4 separate regions of the Homo sapiens genome follow, and all the other regions are linked to region 3. Evidence: chromatin loops called from intact Hi-C (ENCODE). Cell type or tissue: dorsolateral prefrontal cortex. All regions are shown on one strand. Region 1 overlaps BMP7 (bone morphogenetic protein 7). Region 2 overlaps LOC105372687 (a long non-coding RNA gene). Region 3 has its middle 120 kb from the start of BMP7-AS1. Region 4 holds the start of RAE1 (ribonucleic acid export 1).

The links. A loop is a pair of places that touch in the nucleus more often than their neighbours do. Peaks named below come from ENCODE experiments on the same cell type or tissue, not always from the same donor. Only the 100,000 strongest peaks of a DNase experiment are listed, where the experiment ranks them.
Region 1: it touches region 3 in a loop (3.0-fold over the local background); 5 of 110 quality-filtered maps call a loop at or near these places.
Region 2: a loop joins it to region 3, with 3 times the contacts of the local background. A loop is called at or near these places in 3 of 110 quality-filtered maps.
Region 4: a loop joins it to region 3, with 11 times the contacts of the local background. A loop is called at or near these places in 92 of 110 quality-filtered maps.

The regions. Positions count from the first base shown.
Region 1 is chr20:57,242,296-57,247,295 of GRCh38, forward strand. All of the region lies in intron 1 of BMP7 (bone morphogenetic protein 7), which reads right to left. Among named protein-coding and RNA genes, the nearest start is that of BMP7, 22 kb to the right of the region's middle. RefSeq lists an enhancer at 1,881-2,805. In dorsolateral prefrontal cortex, no CTCF peak of the experiment used is centred here; a DNase peak (open chromatin) is centred at 2,089; H3K27ac peaks cover 711 bases; H3K27me3 peaks cover 1,254 bases.
Region 2 is chr20:57,280,769-57,285,768 of GRCh38, forward strand. The region is part of intron 10 of LOC105372687 (a long non-coding RNA gene); the gene reads right to left. Among named protein-coding and RNA genes, the nearest start is that of BMP7, 17 kb to the left of the region's middle. In dorsolateral prefrontal cortex, a CTCF peak has its summit at 2,385; DNase peaks (open chromatin) are centred at 2,055 and 2,415; H3K4me3 peaks cover 1,465 bases; H3K27ac peaks cover 3,251 bases; H3K27me3 peaks cover 573 bases.
Region 3 is chr20:57,087,674-57,092,673 of GRCh38, forward strand. No RefSeq gene overlaps it. Among named protein-coding and RNA genes, the nearest start is that of BMP7-AS1, 120 kb to the right of the region's middle. In dorsolateral prefrontal cortex, CTCF peaks have their summits at 2,123 (motif pointing right), 2,332, 4,598 (motif pointing right) and 4,801; DNase peaks (open chromatin) are centred at 2,128 and 4,638; H3K4me3 peaks cover 269 bases; H3K27me3 peaks cover 1,372 bases.
Region 4 is chr20:57,349,185-57,354,184 of GRCh38, forward strand. It overlaps RAE1 (ribonucleic acid export 1), which reads left to right and starts at 2,071. Exons shown (of 12, transcript NM_003610.4): 1 at 2,071-2,238; 2 at 4,848-4,944. The coding sequence starts at 4,855. RefSeq lists enhancers at 1,702-2,270, 2,461-2,540. In dorsolateral prefrontal cortex, no CTCF peak of the experiment used is centred here; a DNase peak (open chromatin) is centred at 2,027; H3K4me3 peaks cover 2,016 bases; H3K27ac peaks cover 1,697 bases.

The DNA of each region.
Region 1 (5,000 bases), 150 kb after region 3:
CCATCCAACCCCAAATGTGACTAGTGCTGAGTTGAGAGTCCTTGATCTGGACCGACAGACAGGCAGAGCTCAAGAGGGTCAAGAAACCTGGGGTTTGGCCTCATCTGAGCTGTGAGCTGGCTGGTATAACCCCAGGCTCACTGGGCCTCAGTTTCCTCCCATAACAAAGGAAAGGACTGAATTTCTCTGAAGTCCCTTTTCTCGCCTATTAGACTGTACCATGTAAAAAGCTGCTGATACTCTACCAGTTTTGACCTGTATGGGGTTCACCCTAACACCTCGGGGCAGCTTGGAGGCTCTATCTGTGCTGTCTGGTAAAGCACACTGAGACACGTGGGGCTACTGAGCACTTGAAATGTGGCTTCCGTGACTGAGATCTGAATGTTTAATTGTATTTCATTGTAATTAATTTAAATGTAAACAGCTGCCAGGCACAGTGGCTCATGCCTGTAATCCCAGCACTTTGGGAGGGCAAGGTGGGTGGATCACTTGAGGTCAGGAGTTTGAGACCAGCCTGGCCAATATGCTGAAACATCGTCTCTACTAAAAATACAAAAATTAGCCAGGCATGGTGGCACGTGCCTGTAATCCCAGATACTCGGGAGGCTGAGGCACAAGAATCACTTGAACCCAGGAGGCGGAGGTTGCAGTGAGCCAAGATGGTGCCACTGCTCTCCAGCCTGGGCAACAGAGCAAAAATTCCATCTCAAAAAATAAAATAAAATCTAAACAGCTGTATGTGGCTCATGGCCTTCCTAGTGGACAGCCCAGATCACAGGTGTCCCCATCATTGAAGAGGTGCTGTCGCCCACACTGCTTTGTAGCACCAAGGGTTTGCAGGGGGCCACTGCAAATGAGGGTCCCCGACTATGTTCTCAGAGATGTAGGAGAAAGTTTTTCTTTAAAACTGTGGGATTGGTGGCTCACGCCCATAATCCCAGCACTTTGGGAGGTCGAGGCAGGTGTATCACTTGAGTCCGGGAGACCAGCCTGGCTAATATGCCAAAACCCTGTCTCTACTAAAAATACAAAAATTAGCTAGGCGTGGTGGTGCATTCCTGTTCTCCCAGCTACTCAGGAGGCTGAGGCACAAGAATCGCTTGAACCCAGGAGGCAGAGGTTGCAGTGAGCTGAGATCGTACCACTGCACTCCTGGGTGACACAGCAAGACTCTGCCCTAAAAAAAAAATAATTAAAAAAATTAATGAAATGGCGTTCCCAGTGTGAGAAATTCAGGAATTTAACTCCTGACTTACGGGTTTGAGGCCTGGGATGGGGGCTGTTGAACAGGTACAAGGATCCTCACTCTGCTCATGGGGTCACCTAGGGAGCAAACACTCCCCACCAAGCACCTGGCGAGTGGTATCCTGCTGGTAATTGTTAGACGTGCCAAGTTCACGACCGCAGAGGCTTTGCTCCAGGCCTGCCCGGGCACCGCAGCCCCTCCCCACGGCTGAGTTGGTCTCACCCCCACTGACACTCTCCCTGGGCCTCCTTCCCTCTCAGCCCCTTTCATTTCCCTCCCATAGCCTAACTACTGGGATTATTTTGGTGAGAGACCTGCTGACCTGTTTCTCCACTGTCCTCTCTTCTAGATTTTAACTCCAGGAAAGTAAGAACTGAGCAAAGGAGCAGGACTCAGGAGGTTTCCAGAGCAGAGCCGGGCGAGAGGGCGAGTCTCGGCTCTGCCACTTGCTGGGGCGCGTCACTCCTCTTCTGTGAAATGCAGGTGTAGTAATAGCACTGACTCCACTGGGCTGCCAGTTAAAGCCCAGGAGTAAAGTAGACCAGGCATGCTCCACCTTCAGGATGCCCAGAGTCACACGCGAGCTTATTACAGCACAGGCCACTGGGCCCCACTTCCAGCATGTCTAAGGTGGGTGATCTAGGGTGGGCCCAAGAGCATGAATGTCTAACACATGCCCAGGTGATGGTGATAATGCAGGTCTAGAAACCCCACTTTGAGAACCAGAGGAAAGGAGAGTGTCCATGGAGTGCCTGGCACATGTAATAGTCTTGGAAGCTATTCGCTCTGATTGCTCTGTTGCTTAGCACTGTTCACACACCACCTCCCACGCTCACTTGCTGGGCACTCAGCAGCTTCTCCGGAGACTTAGTGAAGTGGGTTTTGAAACTCTCCCCGTGAGCAAATCAGGAGGAAGACACCGGCTCCTTAGCCTTACTCAGCCCAGGATGCAGGAGAGAACTGGGGTTGAGCGTGGGCCATGGGGCCTGGAGGTCTGGTTCACACGCAGGCTCTGCCAATCACCAGCAGTGACCCAGGACAAGTTAACCCACCTCTGGAAGGCTCAACTTTTTCTCTCTATAAAATGGGGACAGGCAGAGGCCCCCAGTTCTGGGGCTGTTGGGAGAATTCAAGGACATGGAGGCTGGCCACCAGGGAGGGCAGCAGAGACCTGTGCCTTGCCTGCTCCCAGCCAGGCCAGAGCAGGCCCCAAGAGCAGCCAGGTGGGGGAAGTGAAGCTGCCGTCCTCCCTCCCTTCCCCAGGACAGGAGGAGCCTGCTCAGACCTTCCCCCCAGAGCAGCCAGAGAGGCTTGGGTCAGCTGGGCAGACACAGCTGGTTTAAGGTATTTTAGAGGCAAATCAAATCAAATGAGAATTTATAATCCTTCCTGAGGCCTGGGTTCCATCAGCCTAAACTCATTAGGCCCAGGAGATGCAGGTGCAGTGAAGGAAAAGATGGTTCTGCCTTTCCTCCATGCCCAGCCCCTGTCTCCCTTTCAAAATAAGAGTCTTCTTTAAAGCCACACTCTGTCCCTGGACCACAGTAATCAGCTTCATTTCTGAAAACAGGAAGGTGCAGAGACGTACAAAAGCCGCCCCAGGGGCTGATGGGGCAGATTTGGTGGGAACTGGAAATCTTGAAGAGCCTCACTCATTTCAAGTTCACATTGTAAGAACTCAAACTTAAATCCCTAAGCTAAACGATCAAAACACCCTTCAAATTGCATGGTTGTCCTTTAAACCTCTTTCCGGTGTGGGAAGCAGGAGAATATGAGATCAAAACAAAAAAGTGGTGTTTTTTTTTAATTTTTATTTTTTATAGAGATAGGGTCTCACTCTGTCACTCCCAACTGGAGTGCAGTGATGTAATTACAGCTCACTGAAGCCTTGGACTCCTGAGCTCAAGTGATCCTCCTGCCTCAGCCTCCCAAAGTGCTGGAATTACAGGCATGAGGCACCCTACGGGGCCCAGAGAATGGTTTTTAAATTACATTTTGTATCCTATATGAAATGTAACTGGAAGAGTTGCAAACAGACTCCAAAAAGTTCTACTTGGGGTCTTCTTTCCAAATCATTGCTCCTGTGATTAGTGATTTTTTTTTTTTTTTTTTTTTGAGACAGAGTCTTGCTCTGTCACCCAGGCTGGAGTGCAGTGGCGTGATCTCGGTTCACTGCAACCTCCGCCTCCTGGGTTCACGCCATTCTCCTGCCTCAGCCTCCCGAGTATCTGCGATTACAGGCGCCCGCCACCACGCCCAGCTGATTTTTTGTATTTTTAGTGGAGATGGGGTTTCACCGTGTTAGCCAGGATGGTCTCGATCTCCTGACCTCATGATCTGCCCGCCTCAGCCTCCCAAAGTGCTGGGATTACAGGCGTCAGCCAGCATGCCCGGCCATGGTTAGTGATTTAACAGTATTATTGTACAATTAAATTTATATAAAGTTTAGAAACAGGCAAGGTTAATTTATGCTATTAGAAAACAGGACAATAGTTACCGCTGGGTACAAGTACGAGGGGGTTCTGGTCGCTTCTGCTTCTTGATCTACACACTGGTTACCCTGTGTGATTGCCTTGTAAACACTCACAAGTGCTCTTGATTTCTGTGCTGTTCTGCACACGTTACACCTCAATAAGCAGTTTCATTAAAACTCAATTAGCAGTTTTATTCATAATAAGTGTTGTTAGCTTTACCCATTGCCAGGTCTACTCAACACACGCTTGTCACCATACTAAGAGGCACAATCAATTCAACAGAAGCTCTTTGGGAAAATATACCAATATCTTAATCAATTTAAATACATCCTGGTTTTCAGAAACTTTGATAAGCAAAGATACAGGGCATTAGGCCTGACACACATAACTGTAAAACCCCTATGTGTCTTCCTCCTGCCCTCATGTGAGACTCTCCAATTAGCAATGCTGTTGACTGGCCTGCTCCAAACCTATCCTTCAGGCTTGAGAAGCAGTTCAGGATCAAGTGTAAGAGGGAAGTCTCCAGGAACTGGATCTCCAAATCCAATGATGCTTAACTGGGTATGTGGTCTTGGGCCAACTACCGCTCTCTGCTCATTTATCTGCTCTGTAAAATAGGGGTGATAATAACTGCCCCACCTGAAATGGCTGTCATGAAAATTAAATATGTTAATATTAACTAAAGAGGACAGGCTGGGTGCGGTGGCTCATGCCTGTAATCCCAGCACTTTGGGAGGCCGAGGTGGGCGGATCACCTGAGGTTGGGAGTTCAAGACCAGCCTGGTCAACACGGTGAAACTCCATCCCTACTAAAAGTACAAAAATTAGCCGGGCATGGTGGCACGTGCCTGTACTCCCAGCTACTCAGGAGGCTGAGGCAGGAGAATCACTTGAACCCAGAAGGCAGAAGTTGCAGTGAGCCAAGATTGTACCACTGCATTCCAGCCTGGGTGACAGAGCGAGACTCCATCTCAAAAAAAAACCAAAAGAGGACAAAGGGTGCTTGGCACATAGTAAGCCTTTGACAAATGTTCACTACTGGGATGATTATTACAATGGCTAACATAGCTGTAATCAGATAGTAGACACACCTCCACACCCCAGCCCAGGCACAAAGGGCCAGAGGCTGACTCCAGCAACTGTGTTGATGCAGCCTGGTCTACCCTCTAGACCCAACTGATTCATGAGTGAACATGTGATTCAAACTGCTTAAGAGCCTCCCCCCAACAATTGTAGTTGAATGTAGTAGTTCAAACATATGACTAAGAACCCCAATTTCT
Region 2 (5,000 bases), 190 kb after region 3:
CCGCACATGGGACTTTTACCCTAACAGGGCTGTTAGACTGGGCCCAGTAACACAGGGCAGGGGTGCAGAGAGGGACAAGGATGCCACTTTAGCTATAATAATCAGGAAAAGCCCCGGATCTGAGCAGAGACCCCTGAGGACAGAGGGGAGGGAGCCGCTCACATCACTGGGGAAGAGCATTCCTTTTTTTTTTTTTTTTAAGAGACGGAGTCTCGCTCTGTCGCCCAGGCTGGAGTGCAGTGGTGCGATCTCGGCTCACTGCCACCTCCACCTCCCGGGTTCAAGCGATTCTCCTGCCTCAGCCTCCCGAGTAGCTGGAACTACAGGCACCTGCCACCGTGCCTGGCTAATTTTTGTCTTTTTAGTAGAAATGGGGTTTCAGCACCACCAGGAGCAGGACCTCAGCCCACCCAGGACTCCTGAATCAGAATCTGCCATTTGCTCACCATGCGATCCTGGACAATTTGCCAAACCTTTCTAGGTCTCTGTTTTCTCATTTGTAAAATGGGCTGAATTATTTCTCTCATCTATCTCCCTCAGATTGCTGGGAAGAACCAATGAGATAATCCATGGAAAGTGCCTAACACAAAATCAACTTAAGAAATGACAACTGGCCGGGCACAGTGTCTCACGCCTGTAATCCCAGCACTTGGGAGGCTGAGGCGGGCAGATCACTTAAAGTCAGGAGTTTAAGACCAGCCTGGTCAACATGGTGAAACCCTGTCTCTACTAAAAATACAAAAATTAGTCAGGTGTGGTGGCGGGCGCCTGTAATCCCAGCTACTCGGGAGGCTGAGGCAGGAGAATTGCTTGAACCCAGGAGGCAGAGGTTGCAATGAGCTGAGATCACCCCCACTGCAGTCCAGCCTGGGCAACAGAGCGAGACTCTGTCTCAAAAAAAAAAAAAAAAAAAGAAAGAAAAAGAAAGAAAGAAATGACTGGCAGCCAGTACCACTCTTCATGTTGGCCTCGCAGTTGATATTTCCTCAGGAGGGCACTTCTGAATTCCTCAAGGGAGAAAGAAAAACAGACTCCAGGAATATCCTGGTTGTTGGGCACAGGGAAAGCAACACTGCTGACGTCCATCTGATATAGAATTCTCAGAAATGCTGTGATACACCTGTTGGCCTGTAGCTTTCTGGCTGGTTCTTGTTTGCACTTGGGGGTCATCTTCAGGGCCTTGCAGGGACGTGTTTCCTAGAGTTGAGAATCCAGAACAGCAAAACGGGCTCCTGCGACTCCTCTGTTTCGACAAATTCATGACCCGAATGAAAGTGGCTCTGAGCTGCACTAGGCCCTGCACACAGACACTAACTGGCAGCTTTGAAAATGACCATTCTGGAAATCTGCATGAGGTTTCCAGAGGTCAAACTAAATAAGCTACTGAAACTAGTCATCTCTCGAAATTTCATCTTTGGTAATACAGCAAAAAAAAAAATTCAAAAACTTTTTGTTTTGTTTTGTTTTGAAACAGAGTCTCCCTAAGTCACTGAGGCTGGAGTACAGTGGCATGATCTCGGCTCACTGCAACCTCTGTCTCCTGAGTTCAAGCGATTCTCCTGCCTCAGCCTTCCAAGAAGCTGGGATTACAAGCGCCCACCACCACACCCGGCTAATTTTTTTGTATTTTTAGTGGAGACGGGGTTTTGCCATATTGGCCAAGCTGGTTTCGAATTCCTGACCTCAGGTGATCCACTGGCCTCGGTTTCCCCAAGTGCTGGGATTACAGGTGTGAGCCACCACAGCCAGCCTAAAAATAACTTTTTTAAAACAAACATAAATTTTAAAATAACTTCTTTTAGGCAGTCCATTCCATGGAATTGGTGGCACTGACCTCATCTGATGTCCCAGAAAGCTGGCCACAAAAGTTTCCATCCCCCATGACAGACAAACAGTTCTACTCTGGGGCAATTCTCCCTGTGTCCAGACCACAAACGCCCCTGCCTGTTTGGTGCATCTCAGCAGCAGAAAATCACCAACCACAAAGCTTTCAGGACCGGCATTTAAAATCAACCCAAAGACACTCCCCTTCCACATGCTCTGGGCTCCGTGCGATCTTTCATAGCGCAGCTCCACGCTCCTCCTCGCAGACGAGACTGGCATTCAAACCAGGAATTCTTCTGAGGGGCTCTGTGTGCAGGAATACAATCACCTCAAGCTCGTGTAAGAAGAAGAGAGCTCCAGTTACCAGGGCTTCCGAAGGCTTTTAATAGAAAACATTTGTGCCAAATAAAAAGCTTCTCCTTGTGTTTTGCTTTAGCTGTAAATTATCTGCTCCAAGGATCCACCCAGAAATCCCTACTGAGGGTGAACTCCACAGTGTGGTTGAGTCCAGATTTGTTGCTCGGTCCAGATAGATTTTCAGCTGCTGCATCCAAACTGCAGCCAGGGGGACAATAAGAACAGAACCTCTTTTGTTCTGATGAAACTGTTTTTAATGGTCCCTTCTAGGCCGGGCCCTAGTGGAAGTCTCAACAAGGCTGCTCATTGAAACGCCCTTGAAAGAGCCAAGTGGGGAGCGCGAGGGACCCTGGGGAGGGGCCGGCGGCCCTTTGCTCAGCCCTGGTGGTCCTGCCGCAAAGGAGAGCTGGGCTGTTTTATTTGTTGTCTGAGATGGAAAAGGGGGAGGGGGTCGTCGAGACGAGGACCGTCCCGCAAATTTCTATAATTACTGCCTGCAGAGTGTTAGGGACACACACACAGTAACATCAAACGTCATCCTGGAGGGTTAGGGGTTCCCAAAAGCTGAACACCCAGAAGCTGGTAGAGCAAATCCACTAAATGGAACAACATGTGTTCCCCGGCCCAAGAACTCCAACTGCATTAAGGGAGGCACATTTCTGACCACTTTACTTTTCATCTTGAGGCCTCAGGGGGCCCTTTGGTTCATGCAGAATCCAGGATATAGAGGGGAAGAAACAGATGGAAAGATACGAACCGCTACCAGGGCACAAGTAGCTGCCTGCCCCGCACCCTTCTTAAGCCCCAATGTCTGCAGGTGTCCGTCCTCTGAGGGTCCCCCAGTGGCACCTGAAGGATGCTCTCCATGTAGCAACAGTGACAAAAGAAATAAGGAAACAAGCCGGGCATGGTGGCTCATGCCTGTAATCCCAACACTTTGGGAGGCCGAGGTGGGAGGATAGCTTGATCCCAGGAGTTCGAGTTCAGCCTGGGCAATGTAGTGAAACCTCATCTCTCTACAAAACAAATAAGAAAGAAAAAATAGCTGGGCATGGAGGCACATGTTTGTAGTCCCAGCTACTCGGGCGGAGGTGGGAGGATCCCTTGAGCCCAGGAGTTTGAGGCTGCAGTGACCTATGATCACGCCACTGCATTCCAGCCTGGGCAACAGAGCGAGACCCTGTCTCTAAAAAATGAAAAGTTGTGATTTATCCCTCAGAGGGAGTTTCCCCACTTTTGAGTGAGATTTTAAGTTTGCCTCTGAAGAACATGCTCTGGTTCCCCACAAAAGCAATCGGTGGTTCTCAGCAGGGGGCAATTGTGCCCCCACAGAGAACATGGAGCAGTGTCTAGGGACATTTTTGCTGTCACAACTGGGGAAAGGGGGTGCTACTGGCATTTAGTGGGTGAAGGTCAAGGATGTGGCTTAACACCCTCTGATGCACAGGATGGGCCCCCCAACAGTGGAGGATCTGGCCCAGAAGAGAATAGTGCTGAGGTCGAGAAACCCTGGGCTAGGAGGAGGTGACTCAGACCCCATTAAAGCACCCACCGCCGCTGAGATGGGAAGGACCCTCATTTGTTTGAGGTTCAGGAAGGATCAAATTGCTGTCTGACTGGTGGAGGCACAATTTCTCCTTTCCAAGTGCATGAGAACAAGGGCGACTGGGGCTCTTTAAAGAAACAGGTTTTAGGGTTAGTCTTTATTTGGCACTAACTCATCTTAAATTGTGTGGGGGAAATGGAATACAATTCAAGTTGTATTACTAATCAATCTTTGAGTAGAATAAATCACACCAAATGATATTCTATTAAATCTGAAAGTAATTAAAAGCCATGCAAAATTCTGGACTTTCATCAAATTTTGCTCAGCTCAAACCTTCTACCCTGCCCCCAAACACACCTGCTTCCATCACCAGAGACTGTCTGGAGGTAGAACATGCTTAGTATTTGACATATTGGTTTGTTAATCACATCTCTTTGTCTCTAAGAAGTGATGAGAAGGGGCTGATATCACAGAACTTTGAGCAGAGAGGGAAGGGGTGAAGTTTAGGATCTGAGCCCCAAGGTTTGAGTCCCAGCTCTGCCAGCGGTGTGACCTTGGGCAACCTGCCCCCACCACCCCAAAACTTGGATTTTCTCATCTGTAAAGAGGGAGTAAAAATAGTTTCCTCCTCCTAGGCTTTTGTTGTTTTGGGGGTTGTTTTTCTTGATGTTGTGGTTTTGAGACAGGGTCTTGTTCTGTTACCCAGGCTGGAGTGCAGTGGTGCAATCATGGTTCACTGCAGCTTTGACCTCCTGGGCTCAAGCAATACTCGTGCCTCAGCCCCACAAGTAGCTGGGACTACAGGTGCGTGCCACCATGTGTAGCTAATTTTTTTTTTTTTTTTTTTTTTGTAGAGATGGGGTTTCACCATGTTGCCCAGGCTGGTCTCAAGCTCCTGGACTCAAGTGATCCACCTGCCTCAGCCTCCCAAAGTGCTGGCATTACAAGTGTGAGCCACCGCACCCAGCCTCCCAGGGTTCTTATAAAGATTGACATAAGATAATAGATTTAAACTTTTCAGCATACTCCCTGGCCTCTGGGACGCATCAGAAGGTGTTGGCTTTTTTTTTTTTTTTTGAGACAGAGTTTCACCCTGTGGCCCAGGCTGGAGTGCAATGGCGCAGTCTTGGCTCATTGCAACCTCCGCTTCCTGGGTTCCAGTGATTCTCCTGCCTCACCCTCCCTAGCAGCTGGGACTACAGGCGCATGCCACCACACCTGGCTAATTTTTATATTTTTAGTAGAGACAGTGTTTCACTATGTTGGCCAGGCT
Region 3 (5,000 bases):
AGGAATCAGGAGGCTTTTAGCTACAAAGGAACACACTTCTACCAGAGATGCTTTTAATAACTCTTTATCATTTTCATCACGAATCCAGAGGAGGGTGGCAGTGCCAGGTTGCTCGCTGATGGACTCAGTGACATTATCAGAGACCCAGGATCCTTCTACCCTCCACATGTCAAGTTTGGTCCTAAGGCTCATCTCCTCATGGCGCACGAGGGTTGCACCAGCTCCAGCCATCACCTCCTCACTAGCTATGTCCAGATGTAGAGAATAAACATTTCCTTCTAGAGTCTCTTTTTAAGACTAAAGAAACCGCTTCCCAAATTCCTTCTGTGGACGTCCCCTCTGGACTTATGAACTTCAGCCTGTGTCTCTTCCTAACGACACTTGGCAAAAGGAATTGATTGCTCTGGTTGGCTAAGACCAGGGGTGGCAAACGATGGCCCGGGGCCAATTCCATCCGCCATCTGCTCTTGTAATAGCCACATCCTTGTGCTTGCTTGTAGTCTATGGCTGCATTCACACTACAGTGTCAGAGATTATATGCCTAAAGTATTTACTAGTTGGTCCTTTACAGAGAAAGTTTGCCAGCCCTGGTTTGGACTCAGATGGATGACCAGGGCAGGACAGGGCCATCCGTGAGCACATAGAGAAAGGGGTTGGTGTCGGGGGTGGAATCATTCAGGTGGGAACACAGAGGTATCTGGTTCAAATCTGGCTTTGCCTCTGACAAGCCATGTGTCCCTGGGGACCCCCTAATCTCTCTGAGGCTTAGTTCCTCCGTCTGTAAAAAGTCAAACCTTTCACCGTTTCTGTGTGGATTAAACAAGGTAATAGACACAAAGCACCTGGCACGGAATAGACCCTAAGCGTTATGTTCCTTTTAAGCCTTTCCTAATGGATTCTATGCTGTTAGACTCACCCCAAAAGAGAGGCTGCCACAGGGATTTGCGGTTTGCTAATTGGAATCCAAACATTGCTTCTGCTGTTACAAAAGCCAAGTTACCCAAAGTAGAATTGGTTTTAGGAGCTTTTTTGAAACTAGAAAGAGCTGACAATAAAAACTCCAAAGGAGACTTGTGCAACTGGTGATCATGGGTGGGAAGGGGTGGACGGGATGTCTTTTCTTGAGGGTTTTAGGATCCAAGAGTGTTTTGCTCCCAGAGATCTTTGTTGTTCGCTGCATGTCAAGGCAGGGGGCTGAGCAGGAAGGATTGCTGAAGACGTCCTGGTGACACGCATTGAAGGCTGGGGTCCCCAACTCCAAGCCCTGAGAACCTCTTATAATATCCTGGCCACCCCCTATTTTGGAAGAAAATGGCTACCAAACAAAATGTTTTCATTAAGTCATTAATTTTATTTGTTTTTTTTTTTAAACCGATCAAAAACATATGTATTAGCCAATCTGGACTTCTGCTGAGACCAGAAAGCAAGAGACACAGGGTAAAAAGAAGAGGCTGTGGGTCTAGACAGACCTGAGTTTGCATCCTGGTTTTCCACTTTGGCTGTGTACACCTGGGGCAGGAGACCTCAGGTCTCCAGACTCACTTTCCTCATCGGTAAAATGGGGATCAGAACAGCACCTCCTTGCTAAGGTTCTTGAAAAGATTTGATAAGCCCAGTTAGGAGGTAATATGATGATGCAGGAAGGGCGTCAGGGCCTGGTGTATAGTAGATGCTCAACAAATGTCAGAGACTATGTTTTCTAGTATATATATGGCTCCAGCACTGCAAGGCAGATACTAATGCCATTTTTCAAAAGAGGATACCAAGACTCAGAGAGGTAAAGTAATTTGTTCTACGTCACACAGCCAGGAAGGGCCAGAGCACAAGTCTGGGTGGCTCCAGGACACCAGTGAGTAGATATCAGGCTACTTGACCACCGGACAGTGACCAGGAGACCCACTGAGTGGCCATGATTCCTGCCTGAAGCAGAGCCAGGCGTTGTTTGAGTCGGGGCTGCCTCACCTTAGGAGGTGGCCTTCTATTAATAGCAGTGTTGACAACAGCCTCTAGGTGCACATGCCTGAGTCCACCCCAAAGTGGGGACCAGGAAGATCCCCAACCCCAGGGGAACCAGGAAGAGGCTGCCCCAAGCAGCCACAGGGCACCCTGGAGGACCCCCCGGCGGCCAGCAGAGGGCAGCAGCCACCTGTAAGGGAGGAGGCCCTTGGGTTGACACAGGCAGGAGAGGGGCTGCCCAGCGCCAGGTGTCCCTGCCTGTGTCCTGACAAAGTTACAACAGTGGGGACCCTCACGGTTCTGACGAGGTGCCAGGACAGTCCTTTTGGAGCAGGCACTGCTGCTATGACCAGGCCTTTCACAGAAGGTGTCTAAGTGGCACGGCACCGGTAGGGAGCTGGGCCCACGCCCTGACAACCTCCCCACCCCCAGGGCTCCTTGCACTTCCCGCAGATCCAGAGGCAGGAACCGTGCAGGTGCACACAGCCCGGGAGCTGGGATCCTCCGAGGCCAGCACAGCTCATACCTGTTTTCGAGACGCAGGAGCTGAGATTCAGAGTGGGAAGTTATCTACCCAGTGTGATTCACGGAATAATGTCCAGAGCCTGTGAACATGTCACTTTACATGGCAAAAGGGACTTTGTAGGTGTGATTCAATTAAGGATCCTGGGGTGGGGAGATATTCCCAGGTTAGCTGGGTGGGCACAGTGTGATTCCTTATAAGACGGAGGTAGGAGGGTCAGAGTCACACCAAGGCCATGTGACAGAGCAGCGGAGGTTGAAGTGATGCAGGGAGAGACTCCACCGGCCACCACTGGATTTGGGGAGGGCGGAAGGGGCCACAGGCCAAGGAATGTGGTGGCTTCTAGAAACTAAAAAGGCCAGGAAATTGGTTCCCCCCAAAGCCTCAGGAAGGGATGCAGTCTGCCACTCCTTGATTTTAGCACAGTGAGGCCCACTTCAGACTTCCGAGCTCCAGACTATGAGATCAAGTGTTGTTTTAAGCCACCAAGTTTGGGAAAATTTGCCACAGCAGCAAGAGGAAACGAACGCACTCAGGTGCTCCTGCCACACACACTCACAGTTGCACAAGCTGGTGCAGCTCCAGACCCACACACCTCCACCACCACACACTCCGCCATGCACACACACCTCCACGCACACACACCTCCACCCGCACACACACACACCTTCACCACCACACACTCCACCCACACACACCTCCACCCACACACCTCCACCCACACACACCTCCGCCCACACACACCTCCGCCCACACACACCTCCGCCCACACACACCTCCACCCACACACACCTCCGCCCACACACCTCCGCCCACACACACCTCCGCCCTCACACACCTCCACCCACACACACCTCCACCCACACACGCCTCCACCCGCACACACCTCCACCACCACACACACCTCCACCCACACACACCACCCATGCACACACCTCCACCCACACACACACACCTCCACCCACACACACACACACCTCCACCCACACACACCACCCACACACACCACCCATGCACACACCTCCACCCACACACACACACCTCCACCCGCACACACCTCCACCACCACACACATCTCCACCCACACACACCACCCATGTGCACACCTCCACTGGCACACACCACCCATGCACACACCTCCACTGGCACGCACTACTCCACCTGCGTGCGCCTCCCACCTGCGTTCACCCTCCACCTGTGTTCGCTCCCACCCACTCATGCCTCTCCACCCGCAAAAGTGTGAGTGCTGAGGCTGGGACTCAACCTGAGCCGCTGGCTCTGGATTACTGGGTCCTGCCGGGCTGGCCAGGCCTGGTCACAGGCCGGGTCCCAGTCAGCAGCTCTTTACCTCAACAAGGAGAAGGTTGGGAGGTCGCTGGGATTGTCATTACTTGTCCACATTAGTCAGGGTTCTTACCCTTCCCTCATCTCTTTCCCCATCCCCATGCCTCCCATTCATTCATTCAGTCATTCATTCAGTCAGTCAGTCATTCCTTTTCTCAACAAATACATATTTACTAAGCACTTACTGTGTGCCAGGCAATACAGTACTGAACAAGGCAGTCTGCTGAAGGAGGCAGACACAAGCCCCGAGAGGGGGTGATGTGACATCATGGAGGGCTTCCTGGAGGAGAGAAAGTTGTAATGACGAGATGCCAGGCAGCCAAAGCAGAGAGGGGTTCATCGAACGACCACATATGAGGCACTCGCCATGCCAGCGGGCTGGCAGCTGGATAAAGTGAGGTCCTCCGGGACTCAGGTCCAGTAGAGAAGTCAGGCACAGCATAGGGGGTGCTGGGAGGTGGACCCCCAGGAGAGGGGGGAAGGGGAGGAGACAGAGGTTACAGGAGGAGCCCAGGGAGGGCAGCGTGGAGAGAGCATAGGCTCAGGGGGCACAGCCGGTGTCCCTGCACCTGACTCGCAGTGCGCGCTCGGGGAACAGCTGCTGGGTGGCGAGTCAGGGGCAGCAGGCCCGCTCGGCAACCACAGCTTTGGCTTCATTCTCAGGACCTGCGTGTAGCGAGCGACTCCGCACGAGCTTGCCCTCCGCAAGGGCCTGCAGAGAGAGCCGCTCCCCCGCACGCTTCTTGCCACCGGCTGAGAATATGCTGAGCACCCACCAGAGGGCGTCCGCACTCACTGTGCCCCCGGCCTGCGCTCTCACAGTTGACAAGGGACACGCGGGCACGCGCGCAGCCTCATGCTCACGCACTCACACGCATCCAGTCCCTCACACACTGAAACACATATTCACACACATGCTTGCTCACACACAGACCCCTGCACATTCACTCACACACACACTCATACAGATGCACGCTCCAACATGCAGGCTCGTGCACACACACACTCAGAAACACTGTCACACACACCCCTTTCCACACAGCCAGCATGCCAGGACAGGCCTGTCATCCCCCTGAGAGTTGCCTGTGCCCTACCCAAGGTGCCCTGCAAGAGCCCTGCCCTGAGCGGTGACCCCAGAGCCTCAGACTTGCGGGGAGGGGTAGGGACCTGCCAGGTG
Region 4 (5,000 bases), 260 kb after region 3:
GGGCTCTACCAATCAGCAGGATGTGGGTGGGGCCAGATAAGAGAATAAAAGCAGGCTGCCGGAGCTAGTAGTGGCAATCTGCTCGGGGCACCTTCCACGGTGTGGGAGGTTTGTTCTTTCGCTTTTTGGGACCACGTCGTCTTTATGAGCTGTAACACTCACCGCAAAGGTCTGCAGCTTTACTCCTGAAGCCAGCGAGACCACGAGCCCGCCGGGAGGAAGGAACAACTCCAGATGCGTCGCCTTAAGAGCTGTAACACTCACTGCCCGAAGGTCTGCAGCTTCGCTTCTGAGCCAGCGAGGCCATAAACCACCAGAAGGAAGAAACTCCAAACACATCTTAACATCAGAAGGAACAGACTCCGGATGCGCTGCTTTTAAGAACTGTAACACTCACCGCGAGGCTCCGCAGCTTCATTCTTGAAGTCAGTGAGACCAAGAACCCACCAATTCCGGACACAACATCACCTCTGTCAGCTTCATTTTCCATATCTATAAAATGGAGATAATCACAATACCTATCTTTTAGGGCTGGTCTGGAAACTACAGGAGATGGAGCATCTAAAGCGCTTAGCATAGGGTGATGCTCAAAAGAGCTATTATTACCATCATCGTCTAGACTAGAGGTTCTCAGTCTTGGCTGCATCTTAGAATCACCTGGGGAGCTTTTAAAAAATATTAATTTCCTCTTTTCTAGCCCAGGCGTACTAAATCAGAATCTCTAAGGGTGCAGTGTAAACATCACAGTTTTTAAAAAGCTGCCCAGGATTCCAAATGATCTACAGCCTTGGTACTTAACTCTGGTTCACGGCCCAGCAACCTCTGCTGGGAATTTGGTAGAAATGTGGATTTTTAGGCCCATCGTAGACCTACTGAATCTGCATTTTATAAAAAGATACCCCAGATCCTAAACCTCCTTAAGAAGGTCAAGGCACGCAGACCACACTGAGTAGTGAAGGAGAGAATCCAGGGTAGCTACATAACCTCACGAAATCCCTTCCTTGTGATCTGTCTTTTCCTTCACTTCCTTCTTCAGATGCTCCTAAAAGTAGGGGTTGGGAGGAAACAACCAACTGAAATATTTGGAGTGGGCGTGTGTGAGTAATAAGAATCCCTTAACATTTCTACAGACAGTTCTATTAGTAAGAGTAGTTCACGTATGATTTCACTTGACCCTAATTAGGAACAGCCCTGGCATCATTTTCCCCACCATGCAGCAGGAAACTGAGGCCCAAAGAGCCCCGAGGTGGGCTCAGGGTACCCCAGTGGGCAAACAGGGAGAGGCCAGGGCGGGAAACCCGCGGCCGACCTCGCCTTGTTCGGAGGCAGCGTTAGAGCAGCTTCTCGGAGGTTGGCCTTGGACGTGAATTGGAAGCAATCAGAATCTTTTAGATGTTTATACATGATAAATGCAATAATTAATTCACAAGAGAAAACAGCTAGCTACCTTGCACTAGCCCTAGTTGCGGATTGATTGACTGATTTGAGATGGAGTTTCGCTCTTGTTGTCCAGACTGGAGTGCAATGGCATGGTCTCGGCTCACTGCAACCTCCACCTCCTGGGTTCAAGCGATTCTCCTGCCTTAGCCTCCCAAGCAGCTGGGATTACAGGCACCCGCCACCATGCCCGGCTAATTTTTGTATTTTTAGTACTGACGGGGGGACGGGGGGGCGGGGGGGCGGGGGGACGGGGGGCGGGGGGGGCGGGGGGGGCGGGGGGACGGGGGCGGGGGGCGGGGGGGGGCGGCGCGGGGGGGCGGGGGGGGCGGGGGGCGGGGCGGTTCACGATGTTGGCCAGACTTGTCTTGAACTCCTGACCCCAGGTGATCAGCCCGCCTCGGCCTCCCAAAGTGCTGGGATTACAGGCGTGAGCCACCGCGCCTGGCCAGTTGCGGATTTATAAAAGCAGTCGCTTAGTAACTTGCAGCGGCTACATCAACTTTGGACCAATTCGCAAACTGCTGGTGTAAAGCGTTTTTGCGCATGTGCTGTCGCCTTGCGGGAAAAGGAGCCTTTTTCTTCGACGATTTCCGGGCGACGCAGGAAGTGGCTCCAGGGCGCACGCGCGTTGTTTCCGCGGTAGTCAGGGCAGTTTCTACCGCAGGCTTAAGGAGGCTTCGGGCTCCTGGGATTTCTGTCCGCGCTCCTGGCCCTCGTCCTTCGCGCCAGAGCAGGTTCGCAAACTCCTCAGACCCTTCTGCTCCCGGCCGCCGCTTTCCGCCGGGGCGAGACCCCCAGGTAGGCCCCGTGCCGCGCGCGTCCCGTCGTTAACCGCCGCCATGGCTCCCGCAGAGGCCGAGTTGCCTCCCGGGAGCGCGCTTCTGCGGGATGCTGGGGCGCGAGCGGGACTGTTGACTAAGCTTCGTTACTGGGCCCTGGAAGCGAGGTCAGAGCTGGAAATGGCCTTAGGGGTCACCTAGGGCCTAATCCATCGTTTCTCTTGTGGGGGAACTGAGCCTCTGGGAAGGGTCACATTGCGTTAATGCAGTGTGTGTCGCCTCTGTCCCTCCCCCTTACACGTCTGGCGTCTCGTCAGATACATGTCAGCTCCTGGGAGAAGCTTTCCCTGGCCGCTTTGCAGAAGGGCGTCCCCTTTTAGCCTCTTCCACGTCAACCTGCTCCATTTCTTTCGTAGCAGTTACCAGTCTCTGAAACTAAGTCTGTTTCTGTCTTAGCCCGCCAAGTATTTATTGTATACGTATATAGGTGCCACCGTACAGGCAGTACTTCTCCAGGCAAGTAGTATTAAACACCAGCCGCCCTGGGCCAGGCATTGTACTGTGGGACCCAGTATGCATTAAGGGAAGAATCCAGGCAAGTGGCTGCCCTCTTGGAGCCAGCATTCTGGGGGGGAAGAGATTTTGAGTGTAAACAAGAAATTCCAGGGGATGTGATGGAAGATTAGATATGTTAAAGTTGGCAAAGAAGCGTCTGAGGAGGTGACTTTAAAAAAGAATACGTGTGACAGCTTTATTGAAGTATAAAATAACATTAATTTCAACCATTGAAAGTGTATATTGTGAGTTTGGAAATTTTATGCAGTTGCGTAAACATGGCAAGTTCAAATTTGGGACATTTTCATCACCCCAAGAAGTTCGGAGGAGGCAACTTTTGAACTGGGATATGAAGATTCAAACGGAGGTAGCTGTGGGGAGGGAGAAGCAAATCATCCCAAGCTGAAGGAACAGCACTAGGTTTGCTCCAAGGCAGGGATGAGCTTGTTGTGTTCAGCGGAGAAAGGAAGCCAGCAGAGCTAGGAGGGCTGGGGTGCAGCAAGGCGGGAGAGAGCGGGAAGAGATTAGGTGGGTCCCACAGATGACTGTGCCTTCTGAACTTTGGAAGCTTCCCAGTGCTCAGCATAAGGTGTGGTCCACACTGACTAACACGAACGATTCTCACCTACCATGTTCTTTTTCCTAAGTTCATCCCTAATGGCAGAAATGTTCTCTCCCAACTTGAAGGTTGAGGTAGAGGAATAGAGTGAAAGTAATATTTATTAAGAACCTGTAGTGCTTTAGGCAGTGTGTGTGTGTGGCTTCATTTAGTTCTCATAACTCTGTGAAGTAGATATTAGTGTCTCTGTTTTACAGATGAGAAAATCAAGGTTAAGTGACCCGTCCAAAGCCGTGTAACCAGCACCTGGACTGATTGCAGAAGCCTTGTCATGCCTTTGTTCGTTCATACAGCCAACTGGTGTTTCAAGTACCTCTGCATTTGAGGGCAGAAGTGTGGCCGGCAAGGACCACATCCCCTCACGTTCACTAAAATGTACATGTGCTTGTAGCTGTTGCTCTGACCTTTTGTTCTGCACTTATTTTTCATGAAGCTGAGGAAACTCAAATGCCTTCCCCAAATTCCTTGCAGTTTCTCCGTTCTGTGTTGTCTTGTTAGCAAGGATGTCACTCAGCCATTTGGCTCCCTTTGGAGAGGTGACTGGTATGGAGGACTTTTCAGCGTAACAGGTAGTAGGATTGAAATGTGGTTTCAGTGTACGTAACTCCTCGGGGAGTTGGAAGGAAAAAAGAAGGGAAAAGTCGTTTATTGTACCCACTATGAACTAGATACTGCATTTTCTACATAATCTGATTTGATCCCCAGAGCAGCCCTGGAGAATGTGTTAATGTTCTCTATGTTTGCAGAGCAGGAAAATGAAGACTGGTGAGATTAGAGTCCCAACTCCTGAGTGGCAAGAGGCCCTGACCAAACCCTGGTGGGCCTGTTAGATTATGATATTCAAGAAAAAACCCAGGGTGGGAGAGGTTCTTGCTGGGTAAATGTCCAAAACACGATGCCCGACCTTTTTAAAACTTTTACGAAGAAATTGCTGATTCGCTTCCCGGACTGGTTGTTCTAGGTAGTTTCATGCGGATGCTGACCTAAACTAGAATGTAGAAATTAGTAGGAAAGTGAATGCCCACTAGGTGGAAACCTGAAAGCACGGGGACCTGCGATCTTGTTTACTGTTATATTCCTGCTGCGCAGCTCAGGGTCTCTATGTAAAAAATGAGTGAATTTATTTTCTAGCTGGTGCCTACAAAATAATCTGCAATGTATCCATACTGGTTTATTAATGGTAACAAATGAACCGTACTAATATGAGATAATAGGGGAAACTAGATATGGAGTGTATGGGAATTCTATCTTTACTATTTCTGGAAACCTAAAACTACTCTAAAATAGAAGGTTTATGTTTTGAAAGCACTCTGCTCATTGCGCTCTTGTCTGAAAAGTGAAGCCTGGCCTCAAGCCACTTTGAGTATTTCTCTTCTGCCAGTTAATTATCTTACCATTGCCTCTCAGTGATATTAAGAGAAAACCCATCCTTAACATTTTTCATTACTTTTTAGGTTCAAAATGAGCCTGTTTGGAACAACCTCAGGTTTTGGAACCAGTGGGACCAGCATGTTTGGCAGTGCAACTACAGACAATCACAATCCCATGAAGGTACCACGAAAAGCTTCCTGGGGCTTGTAGGAAGAGTTTGGGCAGAGTTTCTCCCA